Regions from separate parts of the Homo sapiens genome. Here region 1 is linked to region 2. A link is a contact called in ENCODE Hi-C or POLR2A ChIA-PET data. All regions are on one chromosome and are shown on one strand. Each heading gives the region's core, a stretch centred on a gene start or an enhancer-like site at or near the end of the contact. The rest is flanking DNA. Distances are from core to core; before and after follow the strand shown. Region 1 overlaps SRGAP3 (SLIT-ROBO Rho GTPase activating protein 3). Region 2 holds the start of SRGAP3 (SLIT-ROBO Rho GTPase activating protein 3).

Region 1 (5,872 bases), core at 264-2,763, 180 kb after region 2:
CTTGGCTTTGAACCCTGACTCCACTTACCAGCTTTTCACCTAGAGAAACTTACTGACCTATTCTGGGCCATGGTTTTCTCATCTGTAAAGCAGGGATCATAGGATGCCTATCTCATAGGGTTTTTTTGAGAAATAAATGAGTTAATATAGGTAAAGTGCATAAAGCAAGGCCTGGCAAGTAGTAAGTGCTCAATAGATGCTAGCTGCTATCATTGTTGTTACTGTCATCACACTACCTCCCAGGATTAGGGAAAGGACTCATTGAAATGCTCCTTTACTAGAAGGGCTCCTGGAAGGAGGTTTGCAAACTTTGAAGCAATAGATAAGGTTAAATATTATTTAATGCATCCTGGACTAGCAATATTGAGCTAACTGTTCTAGTCTATTGAGCTAAGGACCATTCATGCTGAAGCCCATGTATCAGGTAATTAAATAAAAGAAACATCTAGAGGATTCTGGGTACAAATAGAGTCATTTTGGAGAAACTTCCAGGTGAACTCTTTGGTGGCAGCTGTCTGTCATAAGTCACCCTCGGCAGTGGAGTTCACTGTTATTCTTGGAATCAGGAATCGAGTAGATCACAGGGAGTTTGGCCCCAGGGTACTTGGGTTGTCTTCTCCAAGCATGGGATTTTTGGAATGAAGTTTAGAGGCTGTCTGGGAAGTTTGGCCTGTCGGAGGGCAGGAAGAGTACTCTGTGGCTCAAGAAGAGTAGAAAATGATGTAAAGGGAGAGAAAATAAAAAAAGAAAACTAGGCAAAGGATATGTGGGAATTGAGAACACCCAGCTGGGCTGTTGACCTTGAGAGAGTGGATGGATGCATGGTGATTGGACAGGAAGATCTAGCTGTAAATAGAAAGGCTCTCTTTTCCCCTGAACTACCCAGCACAGATGACAGATTCGTGGCGAGGCAAGCAGACTCAGAAGCCAAAATAGAAAAAGGAGATGTAGCAGGAATCATTGAACGCAGACGGGGATGGGATCCAGACATGAAAAACACCAGCAATATGGTGGTGAGGCAAAGAACCCAGGGTTGTCTGTGGATGTGGAGGGACATGTCGAGAAGGGGGAAGGTGGGGTCCTGGAGACAGCCGCAGCAGGCGTTCTCACACTTTAGCCACACCTATTTTATTTTATTTCTTCTTTACATTCCATCCATTTTTGCTCATTTGTAATCTCCCTAAAACTCCTAGAAACCCCCTTCTTGCTGATTTCATCCTCTCTGTATGCCAGTTCCACCAAGACCATATCCAAATAACTCAATGGACTCATTTATTTTATTTTTATTTTAAGTTCCAGGATACATGTGCAGGACACGCAGGTTTGTTACATAGGTAAACGTGTGCCATCGTGGTTTGCTGCACCTATAGGCCCATCACCTAGGCATTAAGCCCCACATGCGTTAGCTATTTATCCTGATGCTCTCCCTCCCGCCGCCTCCCCTGACAGGCCCCAGTGTCCTTTTAACCAAGGCATGAAGATCATCAAAATAGGCGCCTGCTTTGATTATCTGCAAGTCTGCAGTCACCCCTTTTGGCCACTAGATGTCGAGAACGCATCAATATGGCACATATTCTGGTCCATTGAGTTATTTGGATGTGATCTTGGTGGAACTGGCATACACAGAGGATGAAATCAGCAAGAAGGGGGTTTTTTGGAGTCTTAGGGAGATCGCAAATGAGCAAAAATGGACGGAACGCAGAGAAGCCGTCTTTCCACCAAGACCCATGAAGAAAAGTTGACTGCATTTTAAATCCATGTATTGTTTTCCAAGTTTGGGGGATTTTTAGGATGAAGGAAGAAGGGAGAAACATGGCATAAAAATATATTTTTTTTCACATTAGTTAATGTTCTCCAGAGCTTGTAAGCATTTCCAAGTGAGCATGTTTCAGGTTCTTAAACCCTGAGCCCAAATCAGGGATAATAATGATGATGATGGTGGTGGTGGTGGTGGTAGCATCTGATAGATACCTCCATGGCTCTTACTATGTGGAAGGTATTGTTCTCAGCACTTTACAGAAATTAACTCATTTAGTGCTCATAACAAGCATAGGAAGTAAATTTTTATCCCATTTTTACAGACGAGGAAGCAGAGGTCAGAGAGGTTGTGTGACTTGTCCAAGGTCACACAGCTAAGGAGTGGGACCATCAGGATTCAGCCCAGACACTTGTCCATATTCTTACCTTCCATGATCTACAATATATGTTGCCACATTGACTCCTGGCCAGTGGCAAAGGCAACTTTCTGAACAATGAATCAATGCTGTGATTTAATGATAAAAGTCACAGAGCCTGGGCGTGGTGGCTCACGCCTGTAATCTTAACACTTTGGGAGGTCAAGGCGGGAGGATCACCTGAGGTCAGGAGATCAAGACCAGATTGACCAACACGGTGAAACCCCATCTCTACTAAAATATAAACATTAGCCGGGCATTGTGGCGGGTGCCTGTAATCTCAGCTACTCAGGAGGCTGAGGCAGGAGAATCACTTGAACCCAGGAGGTGGAGGTTGCAGTGAGCCAAGATCATGCTACTGCACTCCAGCCTGGGCAACAAGAGTGAAACTCTGTCTCAAAAAGAAAAAATAAAGTCACAGAATTCCTCATTCTAATAAACGCACTTCACAGCACTTCAAATGACAAGGAATAAGATTTTAGGGTTGGCCAGGAATTCATTCTGAGTTCTCTGACTTACAGGGCTTGGTTAGATAGGAGCACGTTTCATTCCTGGGGGAAGCCTTGGCTCTGTTAGCTGTTACAGTAATCCAAGCCACAGAAGAGAATGAACAAGGCCCAGGAGCCATGGATTCCAGAAGTTTCTTTGTTTCTTAGCATAGAAAGATGATCATACACTTGGCATTGCAGAAGAAAAGTACATTTCTGGTTGGGGACCAGTAAAAATGCTGTTGGTATGGAGCAGCCCAGCCAGTGTTCAGGCTACTAAAAGTATGCCTGCTCAGAAAATGGTAATGAATTAAAAAAATTCATTAAGGGCTGGGTGTGGTGGTTCACACCTATAATACCAGCACTTTGGGAGGCTGAGGCAGGAGGATCACTTGAGCCCAGGAGTTTGAGACGAGCTTGGACAACATGGCAAAACCCCGTCTCTATTTATGAAAAAATGATACAGACAATCTAGGATGATCTGGTAGAAAAAGTGGTGGATTAAAAGTGAGAGGCCAGATTTCCAATATGATTAAATATATATTTACCATATGACCCTCCATCCCACGCCTGGGTATTTACCTAAGAAAAATCAAAATACATGTCCACACAAAGAAATGTACATAAGTATTCATAGCAGCCTTATTCAAAAATAGCTAAAAACTATAAACATCTCAAGTAGCTGTGGACATATGACTAAGTAAACAGATTGTGGCATAGCCATACAATGGAATACTTAGCCATAAAAAAGAAGTTCTGATATGTACGGCACCATCAGTGAATCTCAGAAAAGTTATGCTGAATGAAAAGAGGGCTGATCCAAAGGAGTTTATATTGTATGATTCCATGGAACTGGATTCTAGAACACACAAAACCAATCTACAGTGACAGAAGGCAAATCTATGATTGGGGCTGGGGTGGGGTCAGGGATTGGCTGCAAAGGGCCATGAGGGATCTTTCTGGTGCAGTGGAAGTTCTATATTTTGCTTGTGGTCCTGGATACATGGATGTAAAGTCTGGCATCTCTGCACTGATACTTTGCACCTCCGAGCCTCAGTTTCCCTGTTTGTCAAACTAGAAGGTTGTTGGATTAGATGATGTCTAGAATTTCTTCTGGCTCAGAAATTTCCCCTGTAATAACAATATCCATTTTTTTTATTATGGAAGTAGAGTAGCAAAGTGCAATTTGCTTTATAGGAATTGTTTTTATAGGCAAGGATGAATTTATTCCAGAGAGCATAGAATATCTATTGGGTTACTTAATATTACTCATTTTGGGTACAGAGCCATTTGCAGCCCATTGTACTTCAGGAAACAGCTGAGAAAATGATTTGTGTGTAAGAAGGATGTTTCCCATTCAATTCCCATGGGTGTGGGAGGAGGGGCTTTCCCCGCGGCACTGGGAGGAGACGGAGGGATGCCACAGTCACTACTGGCAGGGCTAGAGAGGACAGCTGAGCAAGGGCCAGGCTTGCCTTGTCACGTCTGACAGTCCCCAGATGCTTGGAGCTACGGTTACCCTTTTAAATTTCCTCCTTATTTATTTATTTATTTATTTATTTATTATTATTTTTTAATTTCCTCTTTACTAGCCCATGCCTGGCTCTTAGTTAGGGCTTAATGATGTTGTTGTTGATGATGATGGTGATGGTAATGACCATCATCATCATATCCAGTCCTCAGAGAGTCTGTGCAAAAGTAAAGGAAGGCAGGTGCCCAGAGTGTGTTTTGGGACCAGGGCAGTGGCCAGCTAGAGTGTAGAACTTGGTATGGAGCCAGGAGTAACAGGGAGGGCCGTGCTGGGCCATAGCTGGCTGCTGATTTCCCCTACTTGTGCACCCCCAGGTCATGAAAACCTACCACATGTACCATGCAGAGAGCATCAGTGCGGAAAGCAAGCTGAAGGAGGCTGAGAAGCAGGAGGAGAAGCAGTTCAATAAGTCAGGAGACCTCAGCATGAACCTGCTCCGGCACGAGGACCGGCCCCAGCGCCGCAGCTCTGTGAAGAAGATTGAGAAGATGAAGGAGAAGGTGAGTGGGGGCCCTGGGCTGGGAGCGATTGGGGACAGGGCACAAAGGGGAGGGCCATGGTCTTGGCGGACAGCCTTAGCCTTCCCCCTTATTCCCCTGCATCCCAGTGGGGTGGTGGTGGGTAGGGGGGATGGGACAATGTAGCCAGCATCTCCTCTTTTGGAGATCGGTGTCCTAGTGGAAGCGGAGCCAGGCATGCCCGTGCTAACACTGGTTAGGCCTGGCTTAGTGCTAAGGTCAGCAGGCAGACGAGGTGCTCAACTCACAAGAAAGCTGAACTGTGACGAGATTCACACCCAGCAAGCACCTTCTCAGATGAGCTGGAATCACAAGGCATTAGCGGGAGCAGGGGCTTGTTCCAGAGGCCAATTTGATGGCCAAGGGTAGGGGCGGGGGGTGAGGTGGGAACTGATTGCTGAATGTGTCTCAACAAGAGGGACCAGCACCTGGAAAGCTGGTGAAGGGCTCATTCCAAAATTGCCATTGCCAATTCAAAGATGAGAGAGTTAGAATCCCTGTGTATTGATTCTGGAAAAGTCCTTTAGTAGGGTGTGGTGGGAGGAATTCTAGCTTTGGAGTCAAATGAGCTGGGTTTTGAAAATGCCACGTTTACAACACCTCTCTGAGCTGCAGTTTTCAAATCTGATAGGAGTGGCAAATTCGTCTCATCTCTCATGTCAACTCTGATCAATTGCCCAGAGCACTGGGCTGAGAATTGTGAAACTCGAAACAGATTTAGTTAAAAACAGTGCTGTAGGGCTGGCCACAGTGGCTCATGCCTGTAATATCAGCACTTTGGGAGGCCAAGGCGGGAGGATCGTTTGAGCCCAGGAGTTCGAGACCAGCCTGGGTAAAATGGCAAAATTCCATCTCTATTTATGAAAAAAAAAAGGCAAAGAATTTGAATAGATGTTGCTCTTAAAAAAACATGTATGAGTGGCCAATAAGTACATGAAAAGATTGTCTGGGCCAGGCATGGTGGTTCACACCTGTAATCCTAACACTTTGGGAGGCCAAGGTGGTCAGATAGTTTGAGCCCAGGAGTTCGAGACCAGGTTGGGCAACATGGCAGAACCCTATCTCTACAAAAAATAGAAAAATTAGGCAGGTGTGGTGGCATGTGCCTGTAGTCCCAGCCACTTGGGAGGCTGAGGTAGGAGGATTACCTGAGGGAGGTCA
Region 2 (5,787 bases), core at 1,933-4,432:
GTTACTACCATGTGAAGGGTAAACATTGGGAATAGCAGTTGGTTCTCAGACAGCAAGGAAAAAGTGGGCTCACAGAGGAGGAGTCACAGGAGGGCAGCGGGAGGGCTGGGGTGGGCTGTGGGGAGGACTGGAAGGGTGAGGACCTGGTGCTGGGGGCCTGCCCAGGTCACACCCACATCTTCTTGGGGATAGAAGATTCCAGATGATGTGGGTTTATTGTGTGTGGTGATGGATTTTTCAGGGGACACAGACCTTTTCCTCTTTTTTTTCCTCTCTTCCTTTTCCCAATCTGGGTATCTGTGGAGACCAAGCTCTAGTCCTAGGTCTGGCTTGGCTGGGCCCTGTATTAGTCCATTTTGCATTGCTGTAAAGGAATACCTGGGGCTGGGTAATTAAAGAAAAAAGTTTTATTTGGTTGGGTGTGGTGGCTCACTCTGCAATCCCAGTACTTCGGGAGGCTGAGGTGGGAGAATTGCTTGAGACCAGCCTGCCCAACATGGTGAGACCCCCATCTTGAGAAAAAAAAAAGTTTTATTTGGCTCATGGTTCTGCAGGCTATACCAGCATAACACCAGCATCTGCTTGGCTTCTGATGAGGCCTCAGGAAGCTTCCAATCATGGTGGAAGGTGCAGGCATATCACATGGTGAGTGAGGAAGCAAGGAAGAGGAGCGAGGTCCCAGACTCTTCATCAACCAGATCTCTTGTGAACCCATTACCGTGGGGTGGACACCAAGCCATTCCTGAGGGATCCATCCCCATGATCCAAACACTGCCCACCAGATCCCACCTCCAACGTTGAAGAACACATTTCCACAGCTCTAAAAAAGAAATTATGTCTGTGAGACTTCTGCTCTATGCCAGGCACTTTAAATCCATGATCGTGTTGGATCCTGTGCCATGGGTGGATCACTACCCTATGACAGATGAGGAAACCAAGACTCAGAGAAGGTGTATTCCTCCATGAGCCCCACACACAGCTGGTGCACAGCAGAGCCAGAAGGTAAACCACCATCTGACTTACTCCAAAACCCAGCCTCTGCCAGGTGTCAGCTCAGAGCGCTATACCATCTTTGGCCTTGGTTTTGTATGGCTTTTTGTGACATTTTTGTGACATTTCCATGGCTCAGCACCCTACACATAGGTCTCCTAGAACTATTTGTGGATTTAAAATTTTAATAATGGTGAAAATAGCTGACATTTACTGAGTTCCTGCCACCAGTGGGCACACAAGCAGGTTGAGCCACTTGCTCAAGTTCTCATGAGCTCAAGGCTCGTGGCAGAGCCAGGAGAGGATCCAGTCTGTCGTACTCCAAGGTGTATGGTTTTAACTTTCATTTTTCTTGAAGAATCTAGACTTGCAGCAGGGATGTTAATCTCTGTGCCCATCTTTCTCAGGTAACGTGGGGCTTTTGTGGGTTTGAACTAGTTAGAAGAGGACAGCAAAGGGCCTGAACATGTCCAGGGGAGGCGTGAGGCAGTGGGGTGATGGCAAGGGCTGCGGGCCAGTGGCATCTATTTCTGAACTGGTGACCTCCTGCCTCCGGGTACAAGGCTATAATAAGCCCCATGATTCACCAGTTGGACTTCTCCCTGTCGTTGCTCCAAGCAGGTCTTGTGCTTTGCCACCTGTGGGCCCCAGCTCATGCTGTGTGCTCCAGGAGAACATCCTGCCCCGCCTCACTCCCTTTGCCATACTTGCCTGGGGACGCCCACTGCAGCTGCCATGTCCTCTAGGAAGCCTTGATGGACTAGCATGGATAACCTATTCATTTCTGAGTCCAAACAGAATCATTTATTATAGACTCAGAAAAAGGCAAATGGAAGACTATACCTATTTTGAGAAATTTGGGAACATTTATCTCAGGGGACAGTCAGGGGCCAATACACATTAGTGACAATCTTAGCATATGAAATTCCAGTGATCAGCGACTCTTTAGTGCTTGACTCAGTTTTTACAGAATGAATCTTATTCTACCTTAATTCCACATGAAATGGGTTTGGTCTCCCTTGTAGAATGCAGGAGACTTTGAGCCTGGGTTGGAAGGCTGGTGACCTTGGGTAAGTCACTTCCCATATCTGAGCCTCTGCTCCTTTGTCTGTGAAAGAGTGGTGCTTATACCTATGTTGTTAGGTTGTTGGGGGATATAAAAGGGTAATAACAGTTGCTACTGTTTATTGAGTGCTTGCTATGCACCAGAGACTGTGCTAAGCTTAGCTTTGCATTTTTCTTTGATCTTTTCAAGAGCTCCTCTCATTCCCGATGTTCCTTACCCTGCAATATTTTTTCCCATAGCACTTTACATTTTGTATGATATTATATAATATACTTACTGTGCTTATTTTTGGTCTTCCTCTCCCAGGGCCTCTTGCCTCGTACAACTCCAGGGGGCACCATTCACAATGCTTTCTACTCCAGGGGTGCTTTTTACTAAGAATATTAGCATGAATGGTGGAAACTGCTGGAGTTGTGTGATGTGGAGCCCCGGGAGCTTCAGAAGGTCAGGGATTTTTGTGTGTGCCAGTTCTGATCATTGCTGTATCCCTGTACCCAGAACGGTGCTAGACCTATAGTAAGCATTCAGTAAATATCTGTTGAAAGAATGAATAACATAGCCTCCAAAGAGAGCTGATTTTACTATCTAGGAAACTGAGGCTCAGTCTGACTTATGAATTTGCCCAGAGCCCCACAAGCCAATGACCCACCCAGCTGTTCTGCCTCCAGTGTGCCTGCTCTGCGTGGCTTTGCTAAGCTGCATGCCTTTAACTCCTCGCATCGTCTCTGCCACCAAGTAACTGCTCAACAAATATTGATGCTTTTCCCTACATGGGTCAGGCCCTCTGCTAGACTATCCCAGTAGAGTGACAAACCATCATATAGCTGTTGATTCCAGAAACTGAATTAAATTGCACAGTGCAAAAAAAGGGAGGATCTTAAGTTTTTGGAAGAAAAATCCCTAACCCAAGTGCTAATGTTTGGAGTTTGCAGAAGCCTCTCAAGACTTACCAACCCGATTACTTTTCCTGCTGCCTTCCCTTTTGTGAGCGTTTCTTCCCCTTTTTGCTTGCAGTGAGTTCTGCTCTCCTGTAGGCTACAATGTGTCAGTTGTTATAAAATCCGGGAGGCGGAGTCTAGTGACGTGAGCAGTGGGGGAGAGCTCAGCCAGCCCTGCAGGGCGAGCAGTCCAGCCTTGTGTTCACCGGAGCTTAAGCGTTGCAGCAGGAAAACTTCCATCTCGCTCTCCTGGCTTTGATCCTCACTGGACATCAGACCAGAGGCACCGAAGGGAGGGAGGATGCGAGATGACCGGCCCTTTGGCAACCTGACCATCGACTTAGCAGAGCCTTCAAAAGCAAGCCAGGGGCTGGCTGCACGACCAAAGAGGCGCCGCGCCTCTCGTGGATGTGTGTGTGTGAGTGATCCAGCGAGTGTGTGTGCGTGTGAGGGTGTGTGTGTGTATGCCTGTGTGCACAGCACAACTGTGTGCGTGTCCCGGTGAGTGTGCCTGTGCATGCGTGAGTGTGTGTACGTGTGCATGTGTGTGTGAGTGCGCTTGGTTATTACTATTATTATTATTTTTGGAAGAAAAATCTTTGAAAATCTGGGGCAGGTTACTGTGCTCCTAGGGTGATTCTTCTTTTGCAAGAGGAGCTGACCAGGGCAAGCTACTAGAGCCATTTCTCGGCAAGTAAAGAGATTTTTCCTTCCAGAAGGAGAAGGATTTTTCTCCCTGCTCTGCAGCCAAGTGAAAGAGATTAGTCCCTAAACCTGTGAAATCGACCAGAGCTGTGTGATTACCAGGGCTTGAGAGAGGACTCGAAAAGAAAAGGAGAAATAAATCAAACAGCCTGTCAGTTCCTTTGGCCACGTCAGAAGATGTCATCTCAAACTAAGTTCAAGAAAGACAAAGAGATCATTGCTGAATATGAAGCCCAAATAAAAGGTGAGATGCGGGCTGGGAGAGTTTTCCTTCTCCTCCCCTTTCGTTTTTCTCTTGTTCTGGTTCCCATCCCCCGCTGCCCCCCGTTTTCCTCTCTGCCATTATGAAATGTTATGCATCAATAATCTTTTTGTGAGGAGTAACAGTGGCAGCCGCACAAGTCCGGACTGGTTTCAACTGCAGATAGCGCTGGGGCTGGGAGTGTGGATTATGGAATGGGCAGCAGTCTCTGCATTGCAGGTGTGTGAGGAGGATCCTATGCCTGACTTTAGGAGTGTCGCTGATACCCCATCATCTTGGCGGTGACATGTCACTCTAAGGCCATTTTGATAGTCACTACCTCCACCCCTTCCCTGCCATGGTAAAAGCCCTTTAATATTGGGGTATTTTTTTACCATCTGCTCTTTTTTTCCTCCCCCTTTTTGGTTTCTGTTGGTGGTGGTGGTTTTGCCTCCGCCTCTTTCTCTGGGCCGGAATTCACATGCATGTGCACAGCGAGGCAGCATCCCTGGGCGGCACTTCTTTGTCGGTGTCTCTGGGCTGGCCTGGGTTGCCATGGATTAACTGTTATGGGGCATATTGATCCAGACTAATGCAGGCATTTGGGCATAAAAAGGGAGCTTGGTGCAGAAAATGTATTATCTCGCAGTGTGCAGCCCAATCACTCTGTGCCCTGGCGTTTAGGTTCATCAGCTTTCATTCAAAGCCAACACCTCGGCATGCCGTTTGGGCTGGTCAGCGCTGCCTGGCTTCCGGGGTTCCAGGAGAAGCCTGCCGGGAGGGCGAGATGACCTCTGGCTGCTGGTTGCACCTTCTGTGCCACCGGGTGTATACTTCTTTCAGAAGCCGCTCCCTAAATCCACGCTAGCCAGGCGAAATAGGAAAGGGAACACAATTGCATGGCTAAATGCGGGCTTGCCGCATCCTCATTCAGGCCAGACTGGGGCTTCTCCCACCCCTACACGTTCTAGGCTCAGCTTTGGCAAGGAAAATCTAAAAGCTCCATCCAGCAGGCTCCTCCTTTCTCTGAGGATGTGCCCTGTGGGAAGCCTGGGCTCGTGCCTCTTGGCGTCCGCTTTCTTTCTGGTCATGGTTCTCCTTGCTGCGACACAGGGTGTGTTGTGGCCTCTCCTAGAAAGAGTAAAGACAAAATGCATCTTCAGCGGACCTTGAGGCCTATCTTTGAGGTTATGCACAGGCTGTTGAGCAAGTTGGGTATTTGGGGCTCAAGCAACCTGAGGTTGCCACACCTGCTTCTGGGCGCTGCTGCAACTGAAGACCCAATGACCCAGGGAGCTGGGTGGCCTCCTTAAAAGCAGCGGGAAGGCTGGGCACCGCAGCTGCCATACACGCTTCAGATGCTTGGGAAACTTTGGGAGTGGAGCAGCCACGGGGGGAGGGATCTGTTTTTTTTCCAGTCTCACCAACAGTCTTTTTGCCTTTTAGTCCTGGTCAAAAGCCCAGCGTGCTCATCACCTCTGGGCATATCCTAGGGCAAGAGGAGCAGAAAACCCTGCTCTTCCCTGGTCTCCTGTCTTTGGTTTTTCAGTTCAATGTGGAAAACAGTGACTTACGATGTCTCAGCCTTGCTGAAAATTTAGAAATAAGCGCTTTATTGGTCAGAGATTTTAATTCACCCAACTGCTCAATACAAAAGCCTAGTTTCAATCTTTGAATAGACTCTTTTTAGGGAGTTTATGTTTTATAAAATGAATTTGGCCAATTATTATTATTTTATAAAAATTAAGGTTGCCATGAAAATGCCTTGAGAGAGAAGGGGATGTTGAGTTTTGGACAGTTCAGGTTTTATGATATTTTCTTGGTAGGAAATGTGCTTATCTCATTTT

The links. Hi-C counts contacts between places; a loop is a spot of excess contacts on that map. ChIA-PET counts read pairs that join two places held with the same protein, here RNA polymerase II (POLR2A). Pooled maps may share reads with other maps.
Region 1: a map of cardiac septum shows a loop between it and region 2 (5-fold over the local background). The contact joins the enhancer-like site here to the promoter of SRGAP3 in region 2. A Hi-C loop is called at or near these places in 5 of 168 maps with a recorded cell type or tissue (PC-3, Right ventricle myocardium inferior, cardiac septum and 1 more), 1 of 37 single-sample maps with no recorded cell type and 15 of 50 pooled maps. POLR2A ChIA-PET finds 5 or more read pairs at or near these places in 4 of 52 experiments (H1, PC-3, WTC11 and 1 more).

Annotation. Positions count from the first base shown.
Region 1 is chr3:9,063,217-9,069,088 of GRCh38, reverse strand. It overlaps SRGAP3 (SLIT-ROBO Rho GTPase activating protein 3), which reads left to right. Exons shown (of 22, transcript NM_014850.4): 5 at 4,508-4,693. Among named protein-coding and RNA genes, the nearest start is that of RAD18, 100 kb to the right of the region's middle. Within about 2 kb of position 1,513, at least 3 of the 41 ENCODE cell types and tissues checked have a DNase peak (open chromatin) inside an H3K27ac peak, as active enhancers do.
Region 2 is chr3:9,247,041-9,252,827 of GRCh38, reverse strand. SRGAP3 (SLIT-ROBO Rho GTPase activating protein 3) reads left to right here and starts at 3,182. Exons shown (of 22, transcript NM_014850.4): 1 at 3,182-3,943. The coding sequence starts at 3,877. It overlaps SRGAP3-AS4 (SRGAP3 antisense RNA 4), which reads right to left and starts at 3,072. Exons shown (of 3, transcript NR_146969.1): 1 at 3,007-3,072. RefSeq lists an enhancer at 3,164-3,403.